Regions from separate parts of the Mus musculus genome. Here regions 1, 2, 3, 4 and 5 are each linked to region 6. A link is a loop called in an ENCODE intact Hi-C map of the cell type or tissue named here. Cell type or tissue: heart. All regions are shown on one strand. Links, peaks and the distances in the headings refer to the core of each region. The heading gives the core; the rest is flanking DNA.

Region 1 (5,375 bases), core at 204-5,203, 350 kb after region 6:
AATATATATATATATATATATATATATATATATATATATACATATACACACACACACACACACACACACACACACACACACACACACACACACATATATATATATATATATATGAATGCATTCTTGCTTAATTTTTCCCCATAAATTCTGGCTTGAAGATACTGAACAGTTGGTTATTATCTCAGGGAAAATCCAACAGCCTGTTTTATCCACTTTATGTTTTTCTCTCTCATTTAATTTGAAAAGTAAACATTGCTACGAGGTTCAGAATGAGGCTTTAGGCAGTTTCTCCCATCTGCATTCTACAATTCACTCGATGAAAGGATTATTGTTTGTGATCATCTGATGGAAAAAAATACCTCACTTATTTTCCAGTAAGATTCATATTTTTAAGGTAGATGAATGCATTATTAAAATTATTTTGTATTGCAAAATGAAAAAGATAGTCTTAATTTTTTTTCTTCTCTATGAAAAAATACATTTCTGGAAGTCAGTGGTCAGATTTCATGAACCCATTGGGCATTGACTTATTGTTCTTAACAAGTCAGCTATACATTACTATTCTAAATTTTGGGGATTCAAATGGCCTGCTAGGAAAACCACAAAGTGATAACTGCTGGTGTTCATTGAGGTTCCATATGAGGCTTGACCCTGCCTTCCCTGTAATACTTGTCAAGGGGAAATCTTATACCTATGCAGATTAATATAACCAAAGTTTGGGGTTCTTTGTAGTGGATGGAGCCAGTGACATATTACCATGTATACAAACTACAGTTCTTTACTTGCAACTATTAAAGAAGGAAGGCAAAGATTTCCTGTAAGATTTGACTCTTTATCAATGAAATTGATTCAGATAGACCAGATTTTAATTTTCATCTCTGCTACCTTTAAGTGTTTATTAGATCTTGGGAAGTTACTATATCTCCCAGTTTTACTTTCTTTATTTCCAAGAGAAGTACCATATCTATTATTGATTTTATGTAGATTTATACAAATTACATGAGTGTAGTATATGTGGCATTATATATGTATGTATACATATATATGTAAACCTAGTATGATAAATAATCTAATAATGGTTTCAGCTATTCTAATTCAACCATAAACCCAAATACCATATATAACAGCTTTCATTTTTCTATCACTATGAGACTTGAATAGCACAATTCATTTCTTAAGTTTCTGTAATTTCTCACCCTACTCCAATCTCATTTGGTTAAGAAAAGGTGAATATATAAAAGTAGCATAAATGCCTAATCTGTAGAAATAGTATGCATGAGACAGAACTAGTCATTTGATTATTTCCACCAGGGGAAAATGTGTCAAGTATTCACTCAAGAAACTCTCCCTGTTTCCCCATATTTCCAGTTTCTAGTTCTGTGTCTAAGAAATTTTGAAAGCTGACATTCCACACTGATGATTAAAAACCTGAACAAATTAAATATCTACAGACAAAAAAAAGAGCAAAATCCCTCAGCAAAATATTAACAAATAAAACCTAATGGTGTATAAAAAAATACACACCATGATCAAATGAGATTTATTTTGTTATGCAAGAAAATCAGCTAAACATCACATCAATAGGTTAGAGAAGGAAAAAAATGACATAATTATAAATTGGTGTGGCAAAAGCATTTAACAGAATCCCACCACCATTCAAGGTCCTTTAAATTGATTAAAGGGAACTCTTTCAGTTTATACAAATATAAATATATGCACAAATTTTATAGCTTATTTAGATAAGCCTAAAAAGCAACATCTTTGTCTCACTGATTTAGAACAAAGTAAGGAAGGAATCTCTCACAACTGATTTTCAGGATTTTTTTTCTGGATCATCATATAAATTCAACTTCTTTGATGTATAGTTGTAATGAGCAATTAGCAAAAACGGTACTCATTTATAGTTAAGTACCCTTAAACATGAAATACAAAAATTTCAACTGAAAATGCAACCTATTTGTATAGGAAAAAATGACTGAACTCTGATTAAATAAAAAAGAAAAAACTAACAGAATGGAAAGATGTTTCATGTTCATGGATAGGAAACATTACCATTTAAGCAAATAGAGAATTCTCAAAGTTCTGAGTAGGATATAAGATTAGGAGGCTTCCCTGAAGGTTGGTGAAAGAGTCAAGGTAAACAACAATAGTCTTTACCTTTATGAGAGATTACAACTGAGAACAAAAGGATTAGGTAGCTGAGAGCTCTGTTAAGTAACAGAAGACTCTACGAACTGGTCACCACATGGCTTGGTCTGTAGTCAGTGGGAACTATCCAGAGAAATGTTTGCTCTATAAACACAGACAGAAACCACAGGCACAAGCTGCCGAAGGATGGATCAGACTTCAGAGATGTAACACACTATGATAGAGAGATGCAAAGCCAGCACAAGCTATAGGCAGAGGCTTATGTGTGATGTAAATAGGTGTGATGTTGAGATTATTCAGGGGTCTCAAGCAGGAGACATCCAGTAGTGCAAATAACAATGGAGGACCTGAGAGGTATGCTGCTGCACTCAGCCTGGCCATGTCAAAACCACATTCTAAAGATATGTGAACTGTAGTTATTGAAGAGACTACTGAAATGGATGTCCACACAGGTAGGACCTGAAAGGATGAATGTTTCCAGGGGAAAAGGCAAACAAGAGCCGAGCAAGTGTGACATCAGGGCACAGCAACAGGTGGAAATGTCCCCAAAGCAATTTTCCATGCAGATGTCTGGGAACAACCCAAGGAAGGGCTGACACCTGCTGGTGATGGAGAAGAAATGGAATCCAATGGGTAAGATAGAACTGTCTCCAGTGAGACAGTGTGTGCCTTCGAGTCTGGCTTTACAGAGTTGAACTGGAGCATCAGACTGCCCTTCCCTAGTCAGTGCAGTTCGCATAGCTTACTATGCAAAACATCTTCTGAAGAGGATCACAAAGCCATCCCTCCAAGGAAGGGACACTGAATATGCTGTTAATTTTCTTCTCTTATTATATCTTTGCCTTAAAAACTTTAAAAATTTACATGTAAGTTTTACCAGGTAGGGAGGTTACAGCAATATTGGCTCTTGGTGGGATAGCTACTTTTTATAGAAAACAAAAACATTTCCCATACCCAGTACTGGGATGAAAGGCATATGCTAACACCCTGAAAACAAAACAAAACAAAACAAAACAAAAAAAAATAAACAAAGAAAAAAGCGAAAAAGCCCCAAAACTTTACTCTTGCAAAAAATATCTCATCAATGTCAAGATTTTGGTTTTATATCACTAAATGATTGTTATGATTTTTACAATGTTGCCACACCCATTCCATTGAGTATGTCATACTATTCTTATTAGAGCCCATATACTTTCCATCTCACCTCCACTATGCTTACCTCTTCTTTTTTTTTTTAACCCTCCCATTTCATTTTAACTTCTTAATTAACATGTGTCATAGTTTTAATAGTCTTTAAATTCTGAGGATTTTTCACAACATCTCTACTTTCCTGCTCTATCTAATCTTTCTCTACTAAGACAATTTTATTTCTAATCTTAGCCTTAGAACACAATCTGTTAGATCCCACAATACCCTTCTGATTCTTTATCCCTTGCTAGTAATTGAAGTTTAAGGGAACTATTATGATATTTGCATAGTGGTCTTAGAAAGCAGTTAATATTCAATTCTTGGAATGTCATTGGGGAATCATTCTAGGGCCATGCACATGAGGGTTAGCCAATGAATTATATTACCAGTCCACACTAGAGGAATTATTCATTTGATATACTACAGTCTAGTTTCATGTGAACACTGCAAATACTTCAACTGAAGGATGTAGCTGATATATATATATCTCACAACCACTGAAATAATCCTGAAATACAAATGACAAAGCAGGAACTCAAGAAACATGAGCAACAGAAGCAGCATGATCCCTTAGAAAGTAGCAGATTCCAGTGAAGCGAAATAGATAGAATTGTAGATGGAGAATTAAAAAAAATACTTGCCTTGAGCTTTAGCAAAATCAAGTAGGATATAAACCAACTCTTAAATGTATCCAAAGGGAATAAAAATAAATGCCAGCCTGACATAAGAAAAGCCATATACAGTATAGAGAAGAAGGATACAGAGGCTGAAGAAAGTAAAGTGCTTGCCACACAAACATGAGGACCCGAGTTCAGATGGCCAGCAGCTAAGTGGTGTGAGACCCAAGCCTCACTATTTCTCACTGGAATTCCAGTGCTGGCAGGTAGTCACAGGAGGGTCCTAGGATCTTGCTGACCAGCCAGTCTAGTTTAGTCAATGAGCCTCTCCTTCAGTGAGGGGCCCTGTCTCAAAAGTTGCTGTTCAAACCATTAGAGGAAGACACCCAAACTTGAACTGTGGGCTTCACATACATGGGCACATACTTATGCACGAACCTGCATATACAAATGCACATACATGAACATGTACACATGCGTACAGCAACACACATATACACACACATACACACATATTGAGTACACACAAGAAATAGGAATTCAATAAACAAAAGTGTTGATAAATATCCTGATACTTTATGAAAAAAAAAACTAGATGTAGTGATAGACTATCAGATGTGGAAGACAGAAAGATGAACTGAAATATTCAAACATTGACATAGACAAAGTACAATAAGAATAAACTATATGAGATAATATATGAAATACCACTGAATAAATTTACAAATTATTTAGCTAGGAGAAGAACTTCAGGGTAGAAGAATAATTATATATTCAATAAAATCACAGCAGAAAGAATAGAGATTGCTATAAAGATTTAAAAGGCAAATAGAATGATTGAGAGATGAATTTTAGAAAAAGAACTTCCTCATGTTATATTATAAAGATAAAAATAAATCAGATGATAAAGAAAACACATTGAAAGATGAAATGAAGAAGCACCAAATAACACATAAAGCAGCCCACCAGAATCAGGGATTTATCAACAGAGACTTTGAAAACCAGAAGAGCAAGGAAATATATTTTAATCTGTAAAAGCTGTAACTGCCAATCCAGATCATATTCCCAGAAAAACTAGGCATCACATTTCAAAATCAGAAGAAAAAAAATCTTTCCACGATTAACACAAACACAAGGAGCTTCTGATTCCTTGGCCAGTGGTAGAGACACTACTTAAAAGGAATCACACTGAGAAGAAATTCAACACATCTAAGAAGCTGCAGTGAATAATACATTAATCCTTAGAACAGTAGATACACCAATGAGTAGTAAGAAAACACCAGAAATTATAAATCTAGAAATGATGGGAATTAATACACACTTTTTGGCAATCACTCTGAATATTAGTGGCCTCAATTTGCCAACCAAATGGCACAGAAGAAGAACAGATTGATAAGTAATTTGACTGCATAATGAAAATTA
Region 2 (5,375 bases), core at 150-5,149, 63 kb before region 6:
TGTTTTTTTGAGATAGGGTTCTCTGTATAGCACTGGCTATCCTGGAACTCAATCTATAAACCAGGCTGACATCAAACTCCCAGATCTGCCTTGCCTCTGCCTCCTGAATGCTGAGATTAAAGGCATGCACCACTACCACTGGGTTGAGACAGGCTATTCCACTAGCATGGACCTAAGCAAGTCACTAGAGTGTCTGACCAACAACACAGTGAGGTTTCTGTCTGCGTCTACAATGCTGGGATGAAAAGAACACACTACCATGCCTGGATTTACAAGTAATTACATGTATCGTGTGTGTGTGTGTGTGTGTGTGTGGGGCATGGGTATGGTGTGATATGTGTACCACTATTTTACTTAAGGAGATCAGAGAACAAACCTGCATGACATTGGCTGTCTCCTTCTACTTCATGGATCCTAAATATCAAACTCAGATCCGGTCTTGGTGATAAGTACCCTTACCCTCTGAGCCATCTTGCCAGCCAGCCCTTCCTTCCCTTCCTCCCTCCCTCCCTCCCTCCCTCCCTCCCTCCCTCCCTCCCTCCCTCCCTCCCTCTTCCTTCCTTCCTTCCTTCCTTCCTTCCTTCCTTCCTTCCTTCCTTCCTTCTTTCCTCTTTCTTTTTTTCTTTCTCTCTCTTTCTTTTTTCTCTTTCTTTTCTCTTTCTTTCTTTCTTTCTTTCTTTCTTTCTTTCTTTCTTTCTTTCTTTCTTTCTTCCTTCCTTCCTTCCTTCCTTCCTTCCTTCCTTTCTTTCTTGTTGTGAGCCTACCTTTTAATGGCTGACCCATCTTTTCAGTCCTTTATTTCCTTTTAAATTGGGATTGAACCCAGGTCATTGTGCTCGCAGGCAAGCACCACACTGACAGAGCCATCCCACAGCCCTTATTGTGGGATTTTAAAGAGTGTAACAGACTCGTGAGATCAACCCATTTGAGAATTGTTAGTTCAGGGTCTATAGACTCCCGGGCTTAAGTGTTTGGGTACAGACTCTGCCATTGTCATCTTAGGCAAGTTACTGGCCGTCTTGAGACCTAATTTCCTTATCTGTAGACTGTTACTTTCCTTATTCAGTCACTGAGACCAGCAAAAGATAGCACTGGACACTGATCATTTTTAAAATGCTAATTATTCTTATCATAAAAAAAGATGGGATGTCTTCTCTGTGGGTAACCATCTGCTAAGTGCTGTAAAGGCTGCACAATGGCGAACGTCACAGCTCCCACTCTAAAAGGGTCCTGTCACCCAGCAGAGTGGAGATGCCCAGGTTGTCAGTCTGTACCTTTCGGTTAGATTCCGAACCTGCCTGGGATTTATGGTCTGATTTCGAATTAGTCACTTTCTTTGGGAAAAGCCAGACTATATGCCTTTATAAAGATCCACTGAAGGGACAACACATTTCCACGTGTCCACTTCAGGCGAACCGTCCATTACATCAGGCGGTTTTCCCTTTCCCTTGAAGACAAGCACCAAGTCCTCTTCTGTTCCGATCTCCAGAACCTGCCTTCTTGTGATAGTGTAATCAGCCACTAGAGGGCGCCCCCTTCATTTCTTGCTCATTTGCTTTTCTTTCTGCAGTCTTAGCTGTGATGTGAGACATGTTTAGCTTGATGGCTGCCTTACATTTTGCTTGAGAAATAGTCTTTTAAAACACGGGTCTCACGTAGCCCAGACCCACCTTAAACGTGTAGCTGAGGCCAGCCTTGAACTCCCAGATCTTGACTTCTGCCAAGTGCTAAGATGACGGGCACATTTTTGTTTTTTGTTTTTTTGCCACACCCAGACTGTCTCTTGTTTTTAAAATTAGCGGTGCTTACAGAAATGCTTTAAATTTGACCTTTTTAAAAAAATATACATTGTTGTTTTGCTTGCATGTTTTGTGTCTGTGTGCGGGTGTTGGATATTTGAGTCACAGAGAGTTTTGAGTTGTCATGTGGGTGCTGGGAATTGAATCCCAGTACTCTGGAAAAGCAGTCAGTGCTCTTAACCACTGAGCCATCTCGACAGCCCCACTGAAATGTCTTTAAATAAACCTGGGGCGGTGGGATGAATGTCGCTGCCGCTGCCCAGCCTTTCCAGAGCATCTGTTTTCTCACCAGATCTGCACCAAGGGCATTTCACGGGCATCTCCTGGAATCGCGGGGCCACAGTGTGTGTAAGGTGGCTGTACTTGTATTCTAACGACTGCAAGCTCAGATTCTAGTTGGTTACGTAATCTCTGCTACATCCGTCTTGACAGGACATTTGATATTGTGAGCCATTCTCCCCAGGGCCATATCCCCGCTGGCTGTAAGAAAAGCCCAGGATAGGTTTTGGGTTTTATTCTACAAGAGTGGTTCCTGGGTTTATCGGACACAATGCTTTCTGTAACAAATATTTTGTGATAAGTAATTTGGCTGGCTGTTTGTTTTGAGCGGAACAGACCGGACCAAACCAATGTGGAATTCAATCACCGAGGCCTTGCAGCCAATTAACTAAGTTGCAACTGAGCTCCGGGCTGACGACTAAGGTGTAGCCAATTATTTTTTATGTCTCACTTTTTTTCTCCTGTAAATGCTATGTGTTCATGCTGTTGGCTGGAGTTCTCAGAATCTGCCCTGGTGTTTGGAGCTGCCCCATGTGAGAATCCTGGGTCTGGAGATAGCTCAGTCAGTAAAGTGAAGACCTGACTTTTGAGCTTCCATTTCACCCAAGCTGGCCATGGTGACATATCCTTGCACACCCACCACTGGGGATGTGGCCAGCTGAAGAAGGATCTATCCTAAAAAATACATGACTTGCTGCCAGTACCAAAGGTCTATAGCATGTGGGCACCAATTCCCAAGTATTCCACCAGAGGGCGGTATACCCTCTTCAACCCCTGCAAATTGCTTGGTTCCTAATCCTTTTCTGTGGGTGACAAGGGGCCTCTGTTAGAGGACTGGAGGTCCCCTGGGTGGTAAGGGGGGTGAAGAGGGAAGTGAAGAGAGGAAGTCACAGAGCATAGAGATGACCCCCAACTTAGTGTGGTAGATTTCTAGTCACATGGTATTCACCATGACTTCAGTTATGTGCTTGACAGTTTTAATTTTGTTACTTGTCACTTGTTTGCAAGGTGATAATGAACTAGCGCATTTACTCTTGTCAAAATAGGGTTTTTTTTTCTATGTTTGATAACCGGTGATGAGTCTTTACTGAATAATTTTTTTTTAATCGACTTAAACTTTTGTTTAACCTGATATTACATGTGTTTAAATGGTAACTTTTAATGTTTAAGTGATGTGTAGGCATAAAACTTGCATCATTGACATAATTAGAGTGTAAGAGAGAGAGAGAAAGACAGAGAGAGAGAGAGAGAGAGAGAGAGAGAGAGAGAGAGAGAAGAAGAAGAAGAAGAAGAAGAAGAAGAAGAAGAAGAAAACAGAAACAGTGTTACTAAATTCTTGCTGACCCTGACCCTGTCTGGTCTCTTTCTCACTAAAGCGTTGTCTAGGGAAAGATTTATCTGCGTAAAGACAAGTTAGTGCAGAGTCTTGACCATCCTTCAAGTAGCCAATAGGATGAGCAGCAATGCAGCATGAATAATTTTCCCACCATGTATATTGACATTCTATAAAGCATCCTTCAACCTTCAAACCATTTCCCTTATCCTGTGCACAAACAGCCAGTCATTGTGGGGGCGGGGTGAGATTAGGGGTGGGGGTGGTCAGTGGCTCCCTGGATGTGGAGTGTAGGTAGGGTCTACTTAAGAGTTGTGTGTTCTGTTCTGTGCATATGCCCTCTCTGAGTCTCTGTATCTCATCCCTCAAAAGAAGATGTTGGAGTAGATCTCATTCTCTCTCTCTCTCTCTCTCTCTCTCTCTCTCTCTCTCTCACACACACACACACACACACACACACACACACACACACGAACGCACGCACGCACTCAGAGAGTTCTGTGATGAGCCATCCTACTCTCACGACTTGTAAGAAAGTGAATGTTAATCTCTGCTTCCCAGGAAGGAGCTTGTAGAGGGGAATCCCCTGAACAAGACCAAGAGGGTTTTTACAGGCTGAGAGCTGTGTCATAAAACCAACGGCTGGGGATCCAGACCTCTGCGCAAGGACTTGGCTCTGGAGCAGGGCAGGGGAGAAAGAGGAGACTGCAGTTGCAGGATCTCTGAGATGGGAAGGGGTTGGAGTTCACCTGCATGTGTGTTTGGGTGTATGCCTGTATGTTCATACTTGTGCTAAGGTCTATATAAGGAGGTCAGAGGACAACTTTGTGGCGTTGGTTTTCGCCTTCTCCTTTTGCAAAGTCCCAGGGATAGAATTCAGGCCATTAGGCTTTGGAGACAAGCGCTTCCCATGCTGAGCCACCTCACTGGCCCCAGCTGAGTGCTATTAAAATGCTCTTTGCTTAGGAGGCGGGAGCAGGTGGACCTCTGTGAGTTTGAGGCCAGACTGGCCTACAGAGTGAGTTCCAGGACAGCCAGTATTACACAAAGAAACCCTGTCTCAAAGAAGAAATCTCTTTGTTATCTACTTGGCTGTAAATTTTAGTGGTTACATTGTTGGTATTTATAGAATATTTCCTTAACTGTCTCAGTGTATCCCTGAATGAAAGTGTATCATTTTATGTGTAGCACAAGAAACTTACAATCTATTTTTATTCTCCCCTCCTGGAGCCATTATGTTATGTTTGTGCTTTTTAATATCTTATAAATATATTTATATATTGTCAATATTCTTTTGTTTAGTGATCTCTCTCTCTGCCTCTCTTTGGTCTCCCCGTTGTGTGTGTATGTATGAGTTTTATGTGTGTATGTGTGTGTTTGTTTGTTTGTTTGTTTTTTTGAGACAGGGTTTCTCTGTATAGCCCTGGCTGTCCTGGAACTCACTCCGTAGACCAGGCTGGCCTCGAAATCAGAAATCCGCTAGCCTCTGCCTCCCAAGTGCTAGCATTAAAGGTGTGTGCCACCACTGCCTGGCTTTTTTTTTTTTTTTTTTTGGTATATGTTTTGTATATGTGTTGTATGTATATATGTGTTTTGTGTGGTGTGTATGGTGTGTGTGTGTGTGTGTGTGTGTGTGTGTGTGTGTGTGCGCGCGCGCAGGATATATGTAGAATTACTATAGGTAAAGTGGCAGGTTTGAGAGGTAAGAATAGATAAAGGCCAGAGGAACTGTTACACTAACAAACATTTCCAGGCAGGCCGTATGCTCTTTTGAAACTTTCTAGAACACATAGCTTTCCAGCAGGCATGGTTTTCTGTCCATGTAATTGATAGACCTATTTGGTTGGCCCTTACAGGAAGGGGTGAGAGCCATTCTTGTTCTTTAGCAGAAAGCCTTGGTTAGACCTTACCCAGAGGTAGATATTACAGGTGTAAATGTTTATCTGTCACTGACCTCCCAGACA
Region 3 (5,375 bases), core at 163-5,162, 130 kb after region 6:
ACCCTTGGTGTAGACGATTATTTCATCAGTCAGTGGGTGCCTCACCACTACTGACATTCTCTTCCGGACAGAGTCAAAGCCCAGCGTGAAAAGGAGGTCAAAGGTGAGGCAGATGCCCTGGGGCAGACGCACAGTCACCTGCTCAGGTGTCCTAGACACTAGTGTGAAACTGTAGGCACGGGCAGCATGCACTAGGGCTGCTTCATCAGGGCTTTCAGCCTCGTAGCACAGCTCTGGTTCATCTTGGCTGAGAGTTGGTGCCTCCAGCCCCTCCTCCAGAGAAGTGCCTGATTCAGACCCCAGGATGTCACCCTGCTCCCATGTGCTGCTCCGGTAGCCACCGTCAGTGGAACAGTCACCGCTACACACGGACGTGTCATCTTTCTCATCGGAGTCTATGGTGGGCAAGTTGGGTCCCAGACTCTCTCCTAGATCTGTGTCAGAGGGGGCCGTGGATGAGAATGATTGACTGAGACTCAAAAGCTTCAGCCTTTGGAAGAGCTGTTGAATCTTCTCCAAGGATGTCCCTAGAGCCTTGTTGGCTGGTGGAGTGGTAACCTGTGGTTGAGTAAAGAAAGTGCAACATCACTCTAAGCATGTGAGCTGTCTTATGCAGAATAAGAAGTCATTTTGCAATCAGAGCATTATTTGGGTCTTCTGTGGTCATAGACCTGTAGCATGGTCATAGAAAGACCCTGTGTTCTGTGGATCTCAGCCTACCCACCTGTACAAAGAAGGTGTTAGCTCAGATGTTTCCTTCTGTACCTGACCTTCTAGGTGTATAGTTTCCAAACATCCCACTCTGGTCATGGTGGAAAGAAACATAGGGGTGAAAATGAGACTCTCTACAGTACTCTTTCTCTCAGTTCAGTGCATGGTAAGCTGCTTTCTCTCTGTGTGAATCATCACATTCATTTTTTTCCCTGAAAATCTATGGGTATGGAAGCCAGGCACCCAGATGTTGAATAGATTTGCCATGATACCTCAGTGTTTTGGTAATAGAGTTGGGATTCAGTTCTGAGTTTGGGTCCAGCAATTAGCTTGGAGCTATGAGCTAGTGCCAGCCTTCTCATTAACTTGAAAACTGAAGTTGGATGCTAGCTTTCCCAAAATAGTACTTCTCAAAAATAGTTGCTTGTTCAGTTAATGCTTTCTGTCTCCTATATATCACGGAAAGTGTGTGATCATGAGGTGATTTTTCTGGGTGGTTTGAAATCTTGGCATAATGAGAGGAAGTTATAGTCTAGTGAATCCTGTTTTTTTGGTTTTATAGCCACAAGTTGCTCCAAATCATTATTTTTTTTAAAACTTTTTATTGGTTCTTTGTGGGTCCCACCTCATGCAACCTAATCCTACTCGTTTTCCCCTTTCCTCATATCCATCCTCCACCCTTGCATGCTCCTCCACAACAGAGAAAACAAAATCCCATTGTGAAAAGTATAGTGTGTCACAGTGTGTCTCACACTGTACTATCTTGTCCACACTACTTTGCTTGGAAATGCTCATTGCAATGACTTGGTTTGGAATAAAGCCTCTGGTTTCTGCTACTCTGTCAATACCGGAACCTCACTTGGACTCCTCTTGGATAGCCTGTTGTTGTCCTGTTCCATGGAGATCCTGTAGTTTCAGATTTGTAGGACTGGCCCCTTCATGCACTCTATCAGTTCATTAATGGAGATGATGAGGCAGGCCAATTCAAAGCCCTGGATCTGGGCCATGAATGGGACTTGGCTGGCTCTACCACCCTTGTCATCCAGGGTTCAGCTCTCCTGACTACCATAGATGGTGAGGGAAGTAGGGCATCTCTCCCTCATCCGTGCCGTCACCCAGAAGACAAGAGGCAGGGACGGCTCTCCCACACACACACCCTTGAATCTGGCTCACCCTCAACTGCCACACCAGGGCCAGCTCTACTGAGATGTTCAAGTGAGGAACAGGATCAGCTCTTCTGTTTTCAAGACCCCATTGGGGTCAACTCTCCTGTTCAACACCAGTGTTAAAGGTAAAAGGGAGGGGAGAAGACCTCTCCCTCTCTGACACCACTGAATAGCAGAGGAGAGGTAGGGCTGGCTCTCCTACACTCAAGTCCTTGGGACTGACTCACCTGTAACCCCCACACTCAGGGCCAGTTCTACTGTGCTACCCAGGTGAGGTGCAGAGCCTGTTCTCCCAAGTGCTGCAGCTGGTGAGGGCTAGGGTTAGATTTCCCACTCTGATGACCAGGTCTTCTGTCTGCCATAGATGGCAAGGGGCAAGAGGGTTCATCTCTCCCTCTCCATGTTACTGCACAGCAGACAAAAATAGCAGGGCCAGCTCATCTGTACCCCCACCATCAGGTTCAACTCTACCATGCTACCCACATGAGGTGCAGAGTCTGGTCTTCCAAGTGCTGCTGCTGCTGAGAGGCAGGGACAGTTTTCTTGCTCTCATGACGCCAAGGCTAGCTCTTCCAAGATGCCCAATCAAGGAGTGAGCCAGTTCTTCAGCTCTCAGATATAACATGTCCCCATGGAGCAGACCAAGGATGCCCACCTGACCTTTGGTGGCAACAGACCCTTGCTGTTGCAGGGTCATGGACCCAGACATGGCCCCCAGTGGTGCCACAGGTCAGGACCCCACCATGGTCCCAGGTGGTATCACCAGCTACTCACATCAGGCTGTTCTTCACTACCCTTGAGTCTCCAGATCTGCTTCTCTTCATTGTGCCCACATCCTTACTTGCTCTCCTTAGAGCTGCTTGGGCTCTGAGTGTCTAGAGTCATCTCAGGAGTAGTCTCAGGAACATTATGCCCCACTTGTGAATTTTGGTACCAGGCAGGGGTCATCTCAGGCATGGTCTGCTCCCCCATGCTCCCACAAGACTGTTCAGGGTCTGAATGGTAGTCATCTCAGGCTAGCTCCCTGTCTAGGCCCCATGGCATTGGTCTGGAGGTCATCCCAGGCTCGCTCCTTGCTTGCCTGACCTAGTGGTCCCATGTGAGGTTTACCTGTCCCAGGCTTACTCCCACCCAGGGTCCTCAATCCCAGATAGGGTTCTTCTAGTCTCAGGCTTGCTTCTGGTCTTGGGAGGTGTTAGGACCTACATGGCTACAGACTGGTGGTCATCTCAGGCTTGCTTTTTTTTTTTTTTCCAGGAAATGTTAGGCTCACAAATTATTCAGATGTTCAGAGCTCAGAACTCCTCTCTGCCACCTACTGGTGCATATATGACACAGCAGCCATGCCTGCAATGCGTCTAGTGGCAGGCAGATCATTATTCTTATCACTGACTTGTAGGGATCTTGGCTGAGTCTGTAGATAACTGAAGACCCATATACCCTCAGAAGTTTTCATTGTTCCACTTCATATAGACAACCACATTTCTGCATTGTTTACAAGGAAAGCACGTAACACACAAGCTTATTAATTTTAACTACAATATAAAAATAGATTCAAGTATGATGATGATATGATTTGGGAACCCTGAGTCCACAGGTGGTTCTACCACAGGTTAACCATGCTTTCTAAGTTAAGTTATTCAAGAGTTCAGACTTCACTTGTTAAGTCAAAAAATTATGCCCTTCTAAATTTCAGGGTTGTAAGTAATATACAGAAAGTAGTTAGCATTGGGACCGGGCACCCAGTCAAATGCTCAATAACTATTTACACAGTCCCTGCCCCGCAGATGATGGGCCAAGGTTGAAGGTTGCACAAACAGCTGCTCTGTAACTTTTCCCATTTAATTTATAAAGAGGGAAACAGACCTAGGAAGATCACAGGGCTGATCCAATTTTCACAGAGATGGGCTGATGATGCTGCCGCTAGCACCAAAGGGCCGTGCCTTTCTGATCAGGGATTTCCCCTTTCCCACCTGCCTTTGTACTTCTCCCTCACCATTCCTTCCCTCCTTAATCATCACTCCACCTTACCCTCTTTCTGGGCTCAGTGGTTGTGGACACCATGACGGAGTTGCAGATGGTTAGGGCGAGAAAGAAGTCAGCAATGGAGGCAGTGGTGGAGTGCGAAGGCTTGGCAGGTCTGGTATCTGAGGTCTCTAGCCACAGGGCAGCATCTCTCACTTTGCTCAGGAGGTTTTTGTCAGGAGTCACATCTTTTTCCTGGAAGAAAAACAAAACAAAACAAAACCCTAGTGAGGTCTTTTCCTGAAAGGACTGGGGAGGGAGGTCCCTCCCAGCAGGCTCTGCCTGTCTAGGGTAAGGAAAAACACCACTATCACTGCAGTCTTGCATCCAGCACATTCCTCCCTGCAACTGGACTGATCACTGCTCATACTTATTTGATTCTTCATCGTCAATCGGCTCTGTGGAGCTACTAGTAGCCAACATTTCTTCTCATCTACCATCTTCTCATCGCTTGCTCCTTACTCCTAGAGCTTGGATCCTCCAGCCCCCAATTGTATATTTTTGTACCAACTTTATACCAGTACTGCTACCATCCAGCTCTTCTTACCCTGCACATGCACATGTGCTATGCCATGTTCCCAAGACACCACTTTTTTCCCCTACTTCTTTTTTTTAAAGACTTGTTTATTTATTTTATGTATATGAGTTCACTGTAGCTGTACAGATGGTTGTGAACCTTCATGTGGTTGTTGGGAACTGAATTTTTTTAGGACCTCTGCTCACCCTGGTCAATCCTGCTTGCTCTGGTCAATTCTGCTCGCTCAGTCCCTGCTCTCTCTGGCCCAAAGATTTATTTATTACTATAGATAAATACACAGTAGCTGTCTTCAGACACACCAGATGAGGGTGTCAGATCTCATTCCAGGTGGTTGTGAACTACCATGTGGTTGCTGGGATTTGAACTTAGGACCTTCAGAAGAGCAGTCAGTGTTCCTACCTACTGAGCCATCTTACCAGCCCTTCCTGCAACTTCTGACTTTCAAAAAGATCTCCAGATCATCACCATCAGCATCTCCAACTCCTCCTGCTTCTAAATCCCTTCACAAGTTTTTTCATCAGACCCTAGTAGTCTCTGTTGCAATCTGGACACACAACCTCCTTTTATGTTTCTGGTCATATCAACAGAAGAATACTGTCCTACTCATCAAAGTCTCACCTAGATCTTAATGACCACAGAAGTGCCCGCCAGCTGCCTGTTAGATTCGATCCATCTCATGGTGATCTCTTCTGAATCACAGAAGTAAGTTCTATACTGACAATGTCCAGAGGTACCAGGCATGTAAGGCGGATGAGGAGAGTGCGCCAAGGCACAACTGAGTTCATTATGGGATAGAAAGTATTGTTAACCTGGTAAGCCACACTAAACAGTGCTGCTAGCTTTGCTCAGCAAAATGCTCCAAGGTCCTTCTGCCAAGAATCCTGACTCCTCAGGATAAAGCAGAGATGAGAAGTGACCTGTTTCCCCTTTTTCTT
Region 4 (5,375 bases), core at 307-5,306, 84 kb after region 6:
GACAAGAAGGCAAAGTTCAGGGAAATCGCAGGCTTGGGAGTCCTTCAGACCAACCTTCATATTTTAAATAGACAAGAAAGAAAAGCTGCACAATAAGAACTTTGCGAGAATGAGAAATGATCTCCTGAGTCTTAGATCCAGTTGGGGCTTTTCAAAGCTTTCTTTTGGCAGGAGGGTGATTTAATAATTTATTTTTTACCACCTGAAGGTGAGTAACACAGATGTGACCTTTGACTTAGCCACATACTTGCCTGAACAAGAGCAGTAGTGTCCACTCTCCTGTGTGTCCTGTTGTATCAGCAACAGCCTCAGATGTAGGCAGTCCTGTCCATGGAGTCTCCTAGATAAATGTGTCTATCTCTCCATCCTTGACTGCCATCTTGACTTGAGAACTCTTAGGCCTACTTCTTTGGCATAAAGCAGATAAGTGTTGTTGAAAAGGATGGCTTGCCAAGGTGGGAAGCTCTCACTGTTTGGCCATGATGGTCATGAAGGTGGTGGCCTGAGTGATGTACTTGACTGTTCTGACCCAATGGATTGTGGTCCAAGAGGGTGGTATAAATTTTACTTTGGAAGGGTTCTGTGTGCCACTGTGGGAAAGAGCATGGAGTAACTGTGTGGATCAGAGGTGACTCTTCTGCATCTTCATTGGGACTTTGTTCCTTTCCCTTTTAAAGGAGGTGTGCTTGGCTAGAGGCCTAGTGACTGCTGCCCAGGACTCTTGAGTTTTCAGCTTGAATATCTTCCATAAGTGGAAGAGGAAAGTGCATGCTTATTTTTACATACGTGTCTTATACATATATCCAGGAAAGGGACAAAAGTATATGTGTGTGTATGTGTGTGTGTGTGTGTGTGTGTGTGTGTGTGAGAGAGAGAGAGAAAGAGAGAGAGAGAGAGAGAGAGAGAGAGAGAGAGAGAGAGAGAGAGAGAGAGAGATCTTCTGAAGGCAGGAAATGGGGCTCAATAGCAGCACTTGATGGAGCTTTAGAATTTGTTTCTGCCTTTGTAAGTAGGACAAAGGCACTCTGAAGGAAGCCTTTTGCTGGTATAGTCCATCTCTCTTCTCCTTCAGGCTATTCCTCTGCAAACAGGGTAACACGAGGAGTTCTAGAAGGACTTTGTATTGGTCATCTTCCTGTCTCTGTGATAAAGTACCATGACCAAGGTAACTTATAGAAGAGTAGGTTTGGGCTCATGGTTCCAGAGGGAAGAGTTCATCATGGCGGAGAGGCAGGCATGATGGTTAGAGCAAGTCTACTCTCAATGAATACTTCCTCCAGCAAGTCCAGCCCTGCTCAGTCATTGCCTCCAACTGGGGACCACGTGTTCAAATACACAAGCCTCTGTGGGTATTCCTATTCAAAGCACTACACACAGAGTTCTACTCAGACAGATTTCTCTTCTGTCCTTTATCACGTGGCCTCAAGTTATTCTATGCAATTGTCATTTGGTGTAACAATCTTTATTTTTTTTAAATGTGCATAGGTGTTTTGCTTGCATTAGTGTCTGTGGGAGGATGTCTTTTAAACTGTGCAAACAGCTCTGGAAAGCATTGGTATTTTATCTCTGGCTGATGAAATAGTTGAAGATGGGAGTCAGGAGAGCAGTATTCTGATCGTAGCCTTGCTTACACATTGCAGAATGACCCTGGACACAGCTATCTGTCTCTCTGTTGAATTTCATCATCTGCATTTAATAACAACCTTTCATTTGTGGGAATACACAGGTTAGCTGCAGGAGAAATGGCATTTCCAAAATCATTTTCCATTACCTGCCTAATTCCTGTGCAAGACTGGGCCCCTTAACATTATGAGCCAGAGAAGATTATGAGGACTGTGGTGGTTTGAATAAGAACGGGCCCCACAGGCTCATAGTTTTGAATGCTTAGTCACCAGGGAATGACACAATTTGAACAAGATTAGGAGGTGTGGCTTATAGGAGGAAGTGTGTCACTGGGGGTAGGCTTGGAGATTTCAAAAGCCCACACCCAGGCCGAGAATGTCTCTCTTGGTCTCCGGACCACCATGTAGTTCTTAGCTATTGCTCCAAGGCCATGTCTGCTATCATGCTTCCAAACGGAAGACGATGCACTGAACCTCTGAATCTGTGAGCAAGCTTTCAATTAAACGTTTTCCTTTCTAAAAGTTGCCTTGGTCATTGATGTCTCTTCACAGCAATAGAACAGTGACTAAGACAAGGCCCCACCCCTCTCTGAAGGGGTAATTATGTTGGTAGGTAATTAGGGTTGCTGGGTAAGGGAGAGTCATTTTATTCAGCATTGCAGCCACTGCCAAGGTAATTTTAAGAAACACCCACTCACCCACTCACCTATAACTCACCCTAATTAAAATCATTTGTTCAAGAAGTGTAGGAAAATACTTTCTTTGGATTTCAGTCAGGCGTTTGGTTGGCTAGTCTCTCTACAATTATGTCAGTGGAACCTTCCCTCAGGCCTTCCTGTGAGGGGTGAACCCTCTTACAGACGGCTGCAGAGAGAGTGTCTGTTCAGCTATCTACAGAGGTATGACTTTGAGGAAATAATATGTTTGGAGGGGCATGGGAATATGGGCTTTGTGCTTCATTCACATAGTAAGCAGCCATGTTTATTGAGGGTGGCTGGTAGGGTTGCTGAGGTGCCTGGGGACCTATGTAAAAGAAAGGTATGCATTTGCTCTGGCTTCCCTCTTGACAGTTGGAAGGGCTGAGTGCCTTGACCCTTCGTTATGGATCCCCTTAAACAACAGTTTCTCAACATCTATGTACTGATCTGAAAAAGTCAGTCAAGGTCCTCCAAGGGATTGGAGGTTTTGTTACCTTTCCCCCAAAGGGTTGATGCCTCCTCAGCTTCACTCAACTCCTGAAAACCAACCCCATTCATGATCTCTCCGACGGCAGTATCACAGTATCATCACAGGATGTTGTACTCAGAGCACCAGGGGCAGAGCAGGAAACTGATGTCTTTATGGGCTTTTCTATTCTCTGTGTTTATGTGTGCATGAGATACAGACTGATACAGCTGCACAGTGGACCACAGGCTTGAGATCTGTCCAAGAACAGTCCTACACCATAGCCAGCCTCCCCAAATAGCTTTTAGAACCAATTGAGGGCCCAACTGGAGAGGTTGGAAAACCTGGGAAGAATAGTTTTAGGGAAAAGCTCCTGAAAGAATTTGTTTAGAGTCACCATAGAAACCAGAACACCAAGACTTGAAATCTGGGCTCCAGTTCTTAGATCCAGACAGACTCAATGTCCTCAACAGGATTCCAGTGCCTGAAGCTCTCCCACCCCTGCATAACCCCAGTTGCAGTACCTCCTTCTATCCGGCTAGGTGGCAGCAGAAGGCTTCCAGTGGAAAGCATTCCACAGGGATCTGTCTGACTTGGTGCCCAGTTTGGAGTCTGAGAGGGCTGCAGGGGAGATGTTTTATGGCGGTGTAAAGAGTATTTCAGGTTTCCCCTAAATGATGATATTATACTTACTTTTGTTTGGACTGCAGCCCAGATTTACATGGTATGGAATTGTCTTTCTTTAGGCCACATTGCTGCCTTATGCTAGATTTGAGATGAAATTAGGGCGCCCTCACCACTATGAAACCCTGCCTCTCAGGAGAATGTCATGTGGTTCTGGTTCCCCATCTGCCCCCCTGGTCTTATCTTGAGTCATGCATCTCTGGTTAAGTACACAGACACTGCTTACAGACTCCCAGGGTTAGAATACCACCTGACCACTTGCTAACCATGGGACTGTTGTGTCTTTATGTGACTTCTCTTTACCTCACTGTCTTCTCTGAGGTTGGGATGAATGACTGCAAATGGCACTCAGTTTCTTTACAGTGCTTCTCATGAGAGGATAAGAGAATATTTTTGAAACAAGTGTTTTGCTTCCATGGAACCTGGTGGTCAACAAGTATACAAGTTCTCAGCATAGATCTCATGAGCTCATGCAACTCTTTTTCCCTCTGAAACCATGTGACCAGACCTAGCTGGCCTCCTCAATGATGAGAAACCATGCAGGAAGGAAGATACCAGTTCTTCAGCTGGGGTCCCAGTTACATGTGAGCTCCATTGACATCAGGCAAAGTAAGGGTGAGGCCAATGCATGGAGCTTTGAGGTAGTGGTGGTGCAGTTGAAGCTATTGAGCCAGGTTAGATAAGTCTTTACCCTGCAGGGTTGCTGTGGTGTTAGATAGTGATGTACAAAGTCTAGCACACACTAAAGTAACCCAATACAGTTATTAGGACAACATATTTGCTGTGGTGTTAGATAGTGATGCACAGAGTCTAGCACGCACTAAAGTAACCCAATACAGTTATTAGGACAACATAATCCCAGGCCATTGTCTGTTGCTCTCTCTCTCTCTCCTTCTCCCTCTCCCTCTCCCCCTCTCTCTCTCTCTCTGTGTGTGTGTGTGTGTGTGTCTCTGTTTCTCCCCCCCCACCCGATGCATGTGTGTGTGTGTGTGCATGTGTTTGATGTGTGGTATTTCTGCACATGGAAGACAGAGAAGATTGGATATCCATCTTCTACCATTCTTTGCCTTGAAACAAGTGCTCTCCCTAAACTTAGGTTCACAACCACCTAATCCCAGAGAGTTTCCCCTTTCTGCCCACCTCACACCTTTGTCAAGTACTAGGGTTACAAGTGCATCACCCTACACATAGGTTTTTAGGTAGGCACTAAGGATTTGAACTCATATCCTCATGTTTGTGCTGTAAGCAGTCACATTGACAATGGATGGAAAAGCCCAAGTCAGCCTAGGTTTTGGGTGTGTGCTAGGTTCACAAGAGAAAAAGTAGTTGCGTTAGATTTCCTGAATAATGTTGCATGTGCCGCTTTCAATTCTTGTAGCCCAGAGATATAGTTTGTGCTCCACTTTCACACTGGGCCAAGTATTCCTAACACCCTGAAACCTGGGAAGGTAGGTACAAGTGATGGCAGGCCCAAGCTGCATTGAAAATTATCTAGTAGAGACTTACTAAAGTTTCTTGGATAGATACATAATTGAGTACAAAGAAGGACAAATGAATAAATATTCATGATAATAGTAATGATAATGTATAGGTAGAATAATAGGATTTCAGATTGGTAGGAAATCTATGGAAAAACCAAGTTTATTTTTCTTTCTAAAAAATGATGACATGTTTCCAGTCTATCAGTAAAAAGATTATACACATATAACATGTACTACATACAGTCACTAGCATTATATTACAGAGGCAATGTTAGAGCTTCCCTCTGAGTGAGGTGGCACATCAGACAGTCACACAGTTGGTTTGGTTCATGAAGAATGGCAAGAGTAAGTGACCACTTGTGACCAGCTTGGCCTAGGCTCCCCAGCATGTGGAAAACTGTAAAAATGGGGCCATCACAAGCAA
Region 5 (5,375 bases), core at 213-5,212, 76 kb after region 6:
TCTCCTTAGAATCAAAGTATCCCCTGGATTTCAATGAGTTATACATTATTTTCATTAGGTTATAGGATCCTTTTAATTTCCTCACGGATTTCTTCAGTGACCCATTCTTCATTCAAGGCTGATCCACTCTGTGTGTATTTGTATAGCTTTTCTTGCTATTGGATTTTTAGGTTTTTTAGATTTATTTATTTGTTTACTTATTTAATGTATGTGAGTCTTCAGACACACCAGAAGATGGCATCAGAACCTTATTACAGATGGTTGTGATTCACCATGTGCTTGCTTGGAATTGAACTCAGGACCTAAGGGAGAGCAGTCAGTGCTCTTAACCTCTGAGCCATTTCTCCAGCCCTGATTTCCAGTTTTATTCCATTATTAACTTTAGATTATTTTAATTATTTTATATTTGGTAAGACTTGTTCTATGGCCTATTTTAGAGAAGGTTCCATGAGATATTGAAAAGAATGTATATTCTGTTATGTTTGAATGGAATATTATATAAATATAAATATATATATAAACTCCATTTGATCTGTGGTATAGTTAATTTTATTTTATATGCATGAGTGTTTTGTCTATGTGCCATGTACCATCCAGGTGCCTATGGAGGTTACAAGAGGGTGTTGGACTCTCTGGGAATTGGATTATAGACAATTGTGAATTGTTATGTCATTGCTGGGAAGTCAAACCAGGTTTTCTGAAGAGCAATTGGTGCTCTTAACTGCTGACCTTGCATTTTATGTCTATTAATGTTTGCTTTATGAAATCAGAAATGTCATTGTTTGGTTCTTAATTTGAAATTGCTTCTTTTAAGAGTCACCTGCCCCCCAAAAACCCATTTATCTATCTATCTATCTATCTATCTATCTATCTATCTATCTATCTATCTATCTATCTATCTATCTATCTATCTTTCATCTACTTATTTGTATGTGTTTGTGTGTGAGAATGCACGCATGTGCATGCTATGGGACAAACTTTCAGGGCCACTTTCAGGATTCATTTATTTCCTTCCATTATATAGGTTCTGAGCTTGAACTCAGGTCATTCAGGCTTGGCAATTAAATGAGCCAGCTCACCGGCCCTACGATTGTTTCCTGCTTTTTCTCTGCATTGTTCCATAGTGGTCTTTGTTACCTGTTTTGACTAAATCTGGTTTCAAGTCTATTTATCAGATATTAGAACAGCTATGACAATTTGCTTTGTTTCCATTCACATGATGGACTTGTTTCTATCCTTTGATTCTCAGTCTGAGATGTCTTTACCCTTAAGATACATTTTGTGGAGAAAAATACATGGATATAGTTTTTAAGCTACTCAGCCAGTGTGCATCTCTCTCTCTCTCTCTCTCTTTTTTTTTTTTTTGGTGTGTTGAGGCCATTTATACTTGAGAGATGTTTACAAATTACAGGATTTTGCGGGTATTATTCTTATGGCACAATGGATTATTGCCTGTTCTTTATATTCTCTCCTACAGCATTGGGAAGGTGTTGTATTAGATGTGATGTATTCTACCCTAATTCTCCTTGCTCTCATGAGTGTTATGTTTTCCCATGCTCTTGCGACTGAAATTGACTTTTCCCCTGTACTTTTTTGTTGTAGACCGTCTTACTTCCTTTCCTATGCTCAGTATTTAAAAAATATGTATCTTCTGCAGTGTTGGCTTTGTGGTCATGGGCTGCCTTGGTTTCTTGACCAGTATCCTGAAGTGTCTTTATTTCTTTGTTGATTTTCAAAGATAGGTTTGCTGGAGTGGCAGTCTGAATGAGAAGTTCCCCAGTGGGCTCATATAATTGAACGTTTGTTTGCTTAGTTGGTGGTACTGCCTGGAGAGGTCTAAGAAGTGTGGCCTTGCTGGAGAAAGTATGCCATTGGGGGGCAGGCTTTGAAGTTTCCAAGCCTTGCAACCATTCTCAGGGTACTTTCTTTGATTTCTGCTTATTGTTCAAGATACAAACGTTCAGCATTCAGGTCATGCTGATGACTGATGCTTGCTGCCGTGCTTCCCTGCTGAGATAGATTCATCCATCTGGAACCATAGGCCAAATAATCCTTTCCATCTCAAAGTTGGCTTGGTTGTGGTTGTTTGTCACAGCAACAGAAAAGTAATGAATACAGCTGGGTGTAGCAATCTTTGTTGGCAACTCTTTACTTCCAGGGCTTGGAATTCATAATTTCTTTCCTAGGCATGTATAAGTAATGTTTAGACTTGTGAAATCCATGTCTGTGGTCCTGAAGGTATCAGCCATGAAGGAAGACATTTTTAGGTCCTAGGGGAGTATAGGACTCATGGATTAGTCAATGTGGGCCTGGAAATGTTGTATATGAATGGGGATGCCCCTAGATTATATGAGGCAAGCTCTGGTGGGGAAGCTTAAAATCATAGTACCAATACTTCTAGAGCCGTAGAACATGGGTGGAGATTTCCTCTGCTCTCCAGGGATAAGCTAGAGGGATGTAAACAGTTTTTCACCAGTAGCTATATATCTAAGTCCTTTCTTGGGTTGGAAAGGCAGTCTTCCCTGGCTTTTGATACATGATTCCATTTGGTGATAGAGGTTTGGGCTCCTGGTATCAACATTCCTTAAGCTTCCAGGAAGCATTCCTGAGTTCTGAGAATCGGCAGAGGATTTTACTGATCCCTAATAGACATGTGCAGATGGAGTCAGAACTTTATAACAGTAGCTAAGATTGTGGGCTGGGGAGGAAATATCCCTTAGTTCTTGCCAAGGCAAGTGAGCTTGGGACTCAGTATGGGTCTTTAAGTTGTAGGATGTTAGAGAGTGTCCTTTTCCATATGAGTGATTTGTCAGCCCAAGGTTTCTGGTTGTTCCGAAGAACAATTGCAAATCCCTAAGCCAAGAAGGTATATAACATGGATTGTTGTAATAGCTTGGGTTTAGGGAGCTGGGTGAGACTTAATGTACATTTTTAATTTGAAACACAATGGCCACCCTCAGACTATCCTACATTCTAAACTGTATTGAAAGGCTATAAGGGGAATGGAATTCTCTTGCTAGTGTATCTTCTAGGCAATGTTGTTCCATTTGCTGTCACTTTTCACCTTTTCCCTACTTCCTCAATCCCTCCCCTCTCACAGGGAGCCAGGTTGACCTCATAAGCTGCAACTTCTCCACGTTGACTTTCCTCTTTGCTGTCTAAGGTTCTAATGATTTACTAACTCATTTCCAGACTTTTCTCTTTGTCACTGTCTTCAATATTTCCTTTGTTGGCTTGGATTCATTCTGTAGCAGAGTCATATGGGGGACACTTCTATTCAGCCATCTGGGTGTTTCTCCTCCAGCCTGTCAGCCTCCTGGATCTGTCAGCCTGGACCAAGAGACCTTGATCTGGCCAAGAAAATCTGCCATAGATTATTGCTGGCATGTCTTGTTTTCTTATCATCCATACCCTCCATACATTTCCATACCCACCTACGCCACCTCTAGATGATCTCTCTGCTGGGATTTCCTGATCATCTCCTGCTTCTGGCTCACTCTAGTATCTCTTAGACCTCTCAAGATAAACCCCAGTAGCTGATTTAATGTAAGCATGGTAGCTTTCTTTTGCCTTCCAGGTTTTTAGCACTTCACCAGTTTCACAACTAGAACAGATTTTAGAGACCAGCTCTCAGTTTCTAACATTTGTGACCCACAGAGTAAAATGGAGAAGATACCTATATAATGTCAGACCTAGAATATGAAGCTGTAGGATAAGAGCCAATTAGGGTAATGTGAGATGGGAATCCAATCCTCTATTTGGATTGCGTCTTCCCAGTGGTTTTGAGGAATACAGTTTAGCATTCCAACTGATTTGTTAACTCTTTTTTTTGGGGGGGATGAACAGAATCTTGAAGGAGATAGAGTAATTTGTTCAAGGTCACCCAGTGGATTAGTTCAGAATTTGAATCAAGGCTTTCTTAGCTTTACCACTTTCTGTAGATCCACAAATAAGACAGACTACAGGGGACTTTCAAGGGAATGATCAAAGAGTGTCTACCTCCTATTAACCCATCATCCCTTCAAAGTCTCACAGTCCGTCAATAGGTCCCTATGAAAATCATCAATATCATTTCCTCTTGAAACGTCTCCCTCCTGCCCTGATATAAATGCATTGCTGGCTTGTTAATTTTAGTTGGAAAATCGGAGACCTAGTGACAACCACTACTGCACAGGGCTCCTCTGCTGTTCAATAAATGCTAATAAACGGCAATCTGCAGTCTTAACAATTGCTTCTGCCTGAACCCAGATGCAAGGGCAAAGATTACTTTGGTCTGAATTGGATTTGAAAAGGCTGAAGGAACAGGCTTTGAGTGCGCAGTGGAAATGCCAGTTGAATATTAATTACTGCTGCGCTGCCGGATTGTGGAAGGGTGTAGTGGTTCAGCGCAGAGACAAGAGGGACTAGCAAAAGCCTTCAGAATGCTTGTGCTTGTGGAATCCAAGAGCGTGGCTTCAAACAGAGGCTTGGGAGCCTGGGGGTGGCTTTTTCTACAGCTCTCCCAGTGTTCCGAGAGCACTTCTGCTCTTGCAATTTGCTCATTTTATTTACTCTTCAGAATCATCATAGTGACTCAGCCAGGAGCTGTCTTACGGGCAGGTTTTAATTAGTGGCCTGGGAATTCAAAAAGTAGCAGGGAGGTACATAGGGGTTCCAGAAGCTACTTGCCCCACTAATTATTTCGAACACTCCAAGAATGGAATACTCATGCCTCTAGTGATTCCCAACACACAGTTACGACCAGCCTGCCTTACACAGTTATCCCCCTGACCCCAGCATTAGTCGTGTGTCGCATGTGAAGGATAGAGATTTGCTTATGAACATACTGAGGTGATTTCCATATATTCCCACCCCTAGCAATCTTTTAAATTATGGATACTAAATTATGTCCTACAGATTTAGCTGACCAATAGACACATGACTAATTGTTTCTTTCCATTTGAAATGTGAGCCTCCTGGTGGGCTGTATGTTTTGGTGCAATTATATCAGCCCCAGGCCAGAGCTGGGCCATTTTAGCCACCTGAAGAGTGTGCTAATTGTCCTGAAGTATACTGCCTGATGTGTGTCTCATTGCTGTAGTGGTTTTAATGGGAATTTCTAATTAAAAATAAGAAGAGAGTCAGGGTTGGATGCCTTCCTCCTGCATTACAGTTCAGGCAGAGCCCCCTTGAGCATGCTCATGTGATCAAGCCCATGAGGGGAGGCAGCTAGGGCAGAGACTAGCGTGTGTCTGGTTTGTCTAGTAGGTACAGCTCAGGCTGTTGGAGCTCTCATTAGATCTGGGCCAATGTCAACATGTCTTCCCTCATGCCACTTCTCCCAGGCTCTGTGTCAGTGTGTGGAGTGTGTGCCAGTGGGGACTCTGGGAAGAAAC
Region 6 (5,375 bases), core at 127-5,126:
CCACACCCCCCAACAGGTTTTGTATCAGCGATTTTTCTCTGGCTTTATCCATTCCATTTTCCTATCTCCCTGGCCTGGAATTTGGAAGGGCCCTGGGAACTTCTCTCAGCAACTCCTTTCCTCTCTTGTCAGTCATTTCTCTGACCCATGTCTGATTGTCAGGTTTCCATGGGGAGCCCTAGCCTCTCGAAGACTCTCTGTTTTCTGTTCTTAGATGGGCTTGAAGAAACCAGAAAAGGCATGTGAGGCAAAAGCTGCTTGAATTGATAACAATGGGACTGGCAACCTCAAATTCCCTTCCATTGAAAATTCCTGGGGGTGGGGGTCGGGATGGGGCTCTTGCTTTCAGTACTTTTAACTTTTTATCATGCCTCTTTGGATTAGGTTTTTGGTGGGCTTTCCAAAACTTGGGTGGAAGGTGTCCACTAAGAGTGGGAAGGGGTGCAAAAGCAGATGTCTATTTGCCACAAAAAGGAGCAAGTAAGGAAAGGTTAAGATGTGTACGTTTCCCACACACATTTGGCCTCTGCTTCCTTCATCCAATGAGGCAGCTGAGTCTTGACTCCCATTCTTGTGTCACAGAACAAGTTGGAGAAGTTACAGCACCCTGGGATGAGTCCTGCGCCTTTCTTTCTTGTCCCTCTCATCCTCTGCTCACCCTGATATCCCCATTTCCTGCTTGGGGTCTTACAGCCAACAGCCAGAGCTCCTGAGCTCTGTTTAAAAAAAAAAAAAAAGCCGTCACCATGGTAACCTGCATCCTGCTCCATTTCAACCAGAGATACAAAGAAGCAGCAAAAGAGAAAGTTTAATCAGATTAAAAAAAAAAAAAAAGGAATCTTATTGACAGTATCCGTCTTTTTGGGAATAGAAATGTTCCATTTTAGTGGTGTTATCAAATGCCAGTCATTTTATGTCCTGTGGCTTCCAGAGGGTCAAAGTCATTGCTTGCTTTCTAGGGCTGTAGATGTCACGCCTTCTTCTCCAGAACGGGTTGAAGGCTCTTATGTGGCATGCTGGCTTTTTGTTTCTGGTTTGTTTATAGGCAGGGTCTCATGCAATCCAGGCTGACCCCAAACTTGCTATGTAGCTGAGGCTGACCTGCTTTCAGCTCTCGAGTGCTGGGGTTACAGGCTTTCTGGGTGTTGCTGCACTGGCCCCTGTTTATGCTTCTTGGAAGGAATTACGGTGGGATTCACTCTAGGGAGCTTTCCAGGCTTTTCCCACCTCAGTCTCCCCAGCCTACAAATCCTTACATCATAATGGAATGAGAAAAAATAGCTGTGACATCCTTGAAGGTCGCTTACTCCACAGCGCCACTCTTGAATTTGTGTGTCTAGTGATTCTTCCCAGGCATCTATGCCCAGAGAATGCTCCTGGATCTTCCTCAGGAGGGCGTGACCTCAAGAGGGCGTGACCTCTGGAGGGCGTGGCCTCTGGTCTTCATGACTCACTTGGAGCTGGGAATTATCTGGCTCATGCTGGTTAGTTTTGTCAGCTTGACAGTCTCCTAGAAAGGAAGCACTCCAATTGAGCAATTTTCTCTATCGTACTATTTCGTGGACATGACTGTATGGCATATTTATTGATATAGAAAGGGCCGAGTCTGCTGTGGCTGCCGCTATCCCTAAGCAGGTAGTCCTTGGAGATATATGAAGGGTAGATGAGGTAGCAGCGTTCCTCCATGATCTCTGCTTGAGTTCCTATCTTTATGGTGTTGTAGTTTTTGTTCTTGTTTTTTTTTCCCCCATGACTGTGATAAGCATAAGCCAGATGATATCTTTTTCCTTCCTAAGTTCCTTTTGGTCATTGTTTTATCACGGCAACAGAATGAAAATTAGCATGTTCTCTCTCATAGACACAGGGATGAGCCCATGGCCTGTGGGAGTTCTGGGCTTTGGTCTGGCAGGACTAAGAGGCCAAGTGAGGGCAGGTCCGGTGTGAGGATGGAGGCCAATGGGTGCAAGGATAGGGAGGGAGACAAGGCTCTGAGTGTTTCTCTTGGTGTTCATTGGAATGTACTAAGACACTGCCATCATCTGATATTTTTAAGTTATCCTAGGCTCCCCTGCACAACTTCCCAGAATTCCCCTCATTCCACCGTCCTTAAGTCAGATATACACTTGTTATTTTTCAAACTAGAATCTTTGGTACTCAGCTTCAGCTGTCTTCCCAGCTATGTTTTTGTGGATACTGCTGGGTTATCTGTTTGTGGTTTGTTGTTGTTGTTTTATTTTAAATCACAGCGAGGTTTGTTTTTATAGACAAAGATACAGTGGCCCTGCAAGGACTTATCTCCTTTTTGCCTAATGAGTGGGCCACAGAGAGTGGCTGCAGTACAGTTCTTGGCCACTAGGGGGCAGGAGCACCAAAGCAAAGGACTAAAGAAAGCCAGCAAAAGAAGCCGGCAGGTAGCAAGACAACAGGGCTTGTGAGGCTGGCACAGTTCAAGTTCTGAATCTCACATCTCTGTATCTCATCTTGGATGCACTGCGTGCCTACTTACTCTGATGATCTCATGCACCAAAGTGCCCGAAAAGAAATTTCTTAGGACTTTTGATGTAGGATCTTACTGCCTATGAAACAAAGCAAGAGGCATCTCGGATAAGAATTAACCTTTCATAGTTCTTAAAGAAGTTCTTGGGAATTGTAAGACCTCAGCCTCCGCTTCCAAGACAGTGTGTGACCTTTTGTAAGAAGCCTAACCCACTACCTCTCCCTGGGCTTAAATGTCTTCTTCACAAAAGGCGAGATGATGGGGCATCATCATCCTTTCTAAATCCAAGAGGCAAAGGGCAAAGATGGCAGACGTGGTTTCTATAGACTCCTTCCCATGAGGCATTTAAATCCGCTCCTTCATCCCCACACTGGGATCTACGTACTTCTACAGGCGGCCGCACTTTACACACAAGAACAAAAAAAAACCTCAGGTAGAAGCTTGGTAAGAGGTGAGTGAGGTATTTTTTTTGGCTCTTTCTACTCACTCTGTGTCTGTCTGCACCCTTTGATGGTAGTGAGGTCTGCGAGCAGAAGTTAGTGAGCATCTGTGATCGTTGACGCTGTCTTGAAATCCACATCAACTCCTTCCTTATCCTGAACCAGAACTTACTGAGCCAGCCCAGGCTGCCTGCCTGGAATGGAGTAGATATGAAAGTCCACTGGGAGCAAGGCATGGCTGGGTCAGGGGTTCTCAGCCTCCCTAATGCTGTGACCCTTTAGTACAGCTCCTCATGTGGTGACGCCAACCATGCAATTATTTTGTGGCTACTTCATAACTGTAATTTTGCTAATGTTATGAATCATAGTATAAATATTGGGTATGCAGGATATCTGATATCAATCCCTATGAATAGATCATTTGACCCACAGTTTGAGAAGAAGCGCTGGTCTAGAAGGGTTTTTTTTTTTTTTTTTTTTTTTTTTTTTGCCTTGTCATAGATCGTATTTATGGCCAGGCAAGACTATTTCCATACAATGCCATGTGGTAGAGCTTTTGCTCAAAACTTTGACTTTTTTTTATTCTTAAAAGATACTCCAAAGAGTTTAGGAACCCACGGACCTATGAGACTATCTGCACTTCTGGCTATCCCACATCGGGGCAAGATGGTGGCTTGGCTCTCTTTCTATAGTCTCATCCATGAAACACCATGAAGTTAAAAAGATCAAAACAAAAAGCAAGTGATGCGAAAAAAAGCAAAAACAAAACTAACTTATGTAAAGCTTTTAATCCCAGCATTCAGGAGGGAGAGGCAGGCAGATCTCTGTGGGTTTGAGATCAGCTTATTCTGCATAGTGAGTTTCAGGACAGCCAGGGTGCTATGGAGTAAGGCCATGTCTCAAAGAAAGAAAGGAAGAAAGAAAGAAAGAAAGAAAGAAAGAAAGAAAGAAAGAAAGAAACAAACAAACAAAAAAACCAAGAGAAACAGCCAACCAATCAACCAACTAACCAGACAAAACAAAACTCAAACAAACAAAACACCCAAGCTTAAGTAAAACTTTCTCTCTCTCTCTCTCTCTCTCTCTCTCTCTCTCTCTCTCTCTCTCTCTCCTCTGGCAGCCTCAGTGTCTCAGGCTCACTGTCCCGGAATGCAGAGGGGAGGGGTTGGCACAAGGGAGATGAGTCCTTGCCTTGCCTGTGCTTGCTGCTGTCTAGCTCTGAGTGACCATTCTTCACGTTTCTCAGCTGCCTGGTTGACGGTAAGCGGCCACTTTCTGCCCCATTGCCATTTCACTTAGCAGGACATTGTAACTAAAGACTAACAGAGAGTAGCACCATTTCTCTCTTTAAAAATTACTTCCATCAAAGTAAATCCTTATTGTTGAAGACATGATGCATTTCAGAAACAGGCCCCGGAGGCCTCTGAGCTGGAGCTGACCTGAGCGGCCCGGCCTGAACACTAGCTTTCACGGAACCAGAAGGCACCATGCAAGTTTCCGAAGGAGGGAAGCGAGCAACAGTCCCATCTAACTATAACACGAATGAGCCGCATCAACAACCAGCATGGCGTGGTAACCCTAAGGGGGCAGTAGTGGCACACATGCCTTGGCAGTAACCATCAGGTCTCCAGTTGGATTTAAGACAAGTCCAAGGCTCAACAAGAAGGAATTCATGTCTAATACAGCTAACTACTAGCTAGCCTAATCTAGCTAAAGACTCAGTGCTGGTTAGAGTCTTGGTTAACTGGAGAAGAGTCTAGAACCATTAATTTACTAAACCAGCACACTCCCTAAAAATCGAAAAACATTTGTTCTTATACCTACAGGTAACTGTAGTCTTTACATCAAGGAAAGTGCTGTTTGGAACATATGGAGACCACTACAAAAAACCCTCAGCCAATCAAAGTGCAGGTTTGTGGACTCCAGTCCCTGTGGATACATCTACAAAATCCTCCCACGTGTAAGGCTGAGAGAGCATTGTGAAGAGGGGGCAGAAAGATTGCAAGAGCCAGGGGATCAGGGACTTTGATCTAAGATTGTGTCTCCTAGTAATATCAGAAGCTGTACTCATGAAGTCTCACCACTAAGACTGTCCAAGTGTGAGCTGAACAAGGATGGCACCAGTGGACATGACAGATTGGATAGGGGAAAGCCCATGAAGTCTCAGCCCCACATAAAGAGCTCTAGGCACCTGAATAAAGCAGAGAGTGGGATGGGGTGGACCTCCCCAGGGAAGAGCATACCAGATGGTTGCCAAGTGCCACACTGCCAGCCCTGTAAACACACATACAATTAATCAGACTAGCTAAACAGGTTGCATTCCTGAATACGTTCTATCTATCTATCTATCTATCTATCTATCTATCTATCTATCTATCTATCTATCTATCTATCAATCTATCTATCTATCTATCTATCTATCTATCTATCTATCTATC

What was found. Hi-C counts contacts between places; a loop is a spot of excess contacts. Peaks named below come from ENCODE experiments on the same cell type or tissue, not always from the same donor. Only the 100,000 strongest peaks of a DNase experiment are listed, where the experiment ranks them.
Region 1: a loop joins it to region 6, with 12 times the contacts of the local background. A loop is called at or near these places in 15 of 42 quality-filtered maps.
Region 2: a loop joins it to region 6, with 4 times the contacts of the local background. A loop is called at or near these places in 13 of 42 quality-filtered maps.
Region 3: it touches region 6 in a loop (17-fold over the local background); 14 of 42 quality-filtered maps call a loop at or near these places.
Region 4: a loop joins it to region 6, with 4 times the contacts of the local background. A loop is called at or near these places in 4 of 42 quality-filtered maps.
Region 5: it touches region 6 in a loop (2.5-fold over the local background); 5 of 42 quality-filtered maps call a loop at or near these places.

What each region holds. Positions count from the first base shown.
Region 1 is chr11:42,996,750-43,002,124 of GRCm38, reverse strand. No RefSeq gene overlaps it. Among named protein-coding and RNA genes, the nearest start is that of Gm34644, 130 kb to the right of the region's middle. In heart, for the core only: a CTCF peak has its summit at 2,758 (motif pointing left); no DNase peak of the experiment used is centred there.
Region 2 is chr11:43,409,108-43,414,482 of GRCm38, reverse strand. No RefSeq gene overlaps it. Among named protein-coding and RNA genes, the nearest start is that of Pttg1, 14 kb to the left of the region's middle. In heart, for the core only: CTCF peaks have their summits at 1,522 (motif pointing right) and 2,818 (motif pointing right); a DNase peak (open chromatin) is centred at 2,842.
Region 3 is chr11:43,211,133-43,216,507 of GRCm38, reverse strand. It overlaps Atp10b (ATPase, class V, type 10B), which reads right to left. Exons shown (of 23, transcript NM_176999.3): 11 at 3,909-4,097; 12 at 1-558. All of the region lies in intron 2 of Gm12146 (a long non-coding RNA gene), which reads left to right. It also overlaps the pseudogene Gm51418. Among named protein-coding and RNA genes, the nearest start is that of Gm12146, 11 kb to the left of the region's middle. In heart, for the core only: a CTCF peak has its summit at 3,196 (motif pointing left); no DNase peak of the experiment used is centred there.
Region 4 is chr11:43,261,993-43,267,367 of GRCm38, reverse strand. Atp10b (ATPase, class V, type 10B) reads right to left here. Exons shown (of 23, transcript NM_176999.3): 23 at 5,083-5,375. Among named protein-coding and RNA genes, the nearest start is that of Gm12146, 40 kb to the right of the region's middle. In heart, for the core only: a CTCF peak has its summit at 3,321; a DNase peak (open chromatin) is centred at 3,317.
Region 5 is chr11:43,269,443-43,274,817 of GRCm38, reverse strand. No RefSeq gene overlaps it. Among named protein-coding and RNA genes, the nearest start is that of Gm12146, 48 kb to the right of the region's middle. In heart, for the core only: no CTCF peak of the experiment used is centred there; no DNase peak of the experiment used is centred there.
Region 6 is chr11:43,345,781-43,351,155 of GRCm38, reverse strand. No RefSeq gene overlaps it. Among named protein-coding and RNA genes, the nearest start is that of Mir146, 26 kb to the left of the region's middle. In heart, for the core only: no CTCF peak of the experiment used is centred there; DNase peaks (open chromatin) are centred at 1,395 and 2,355.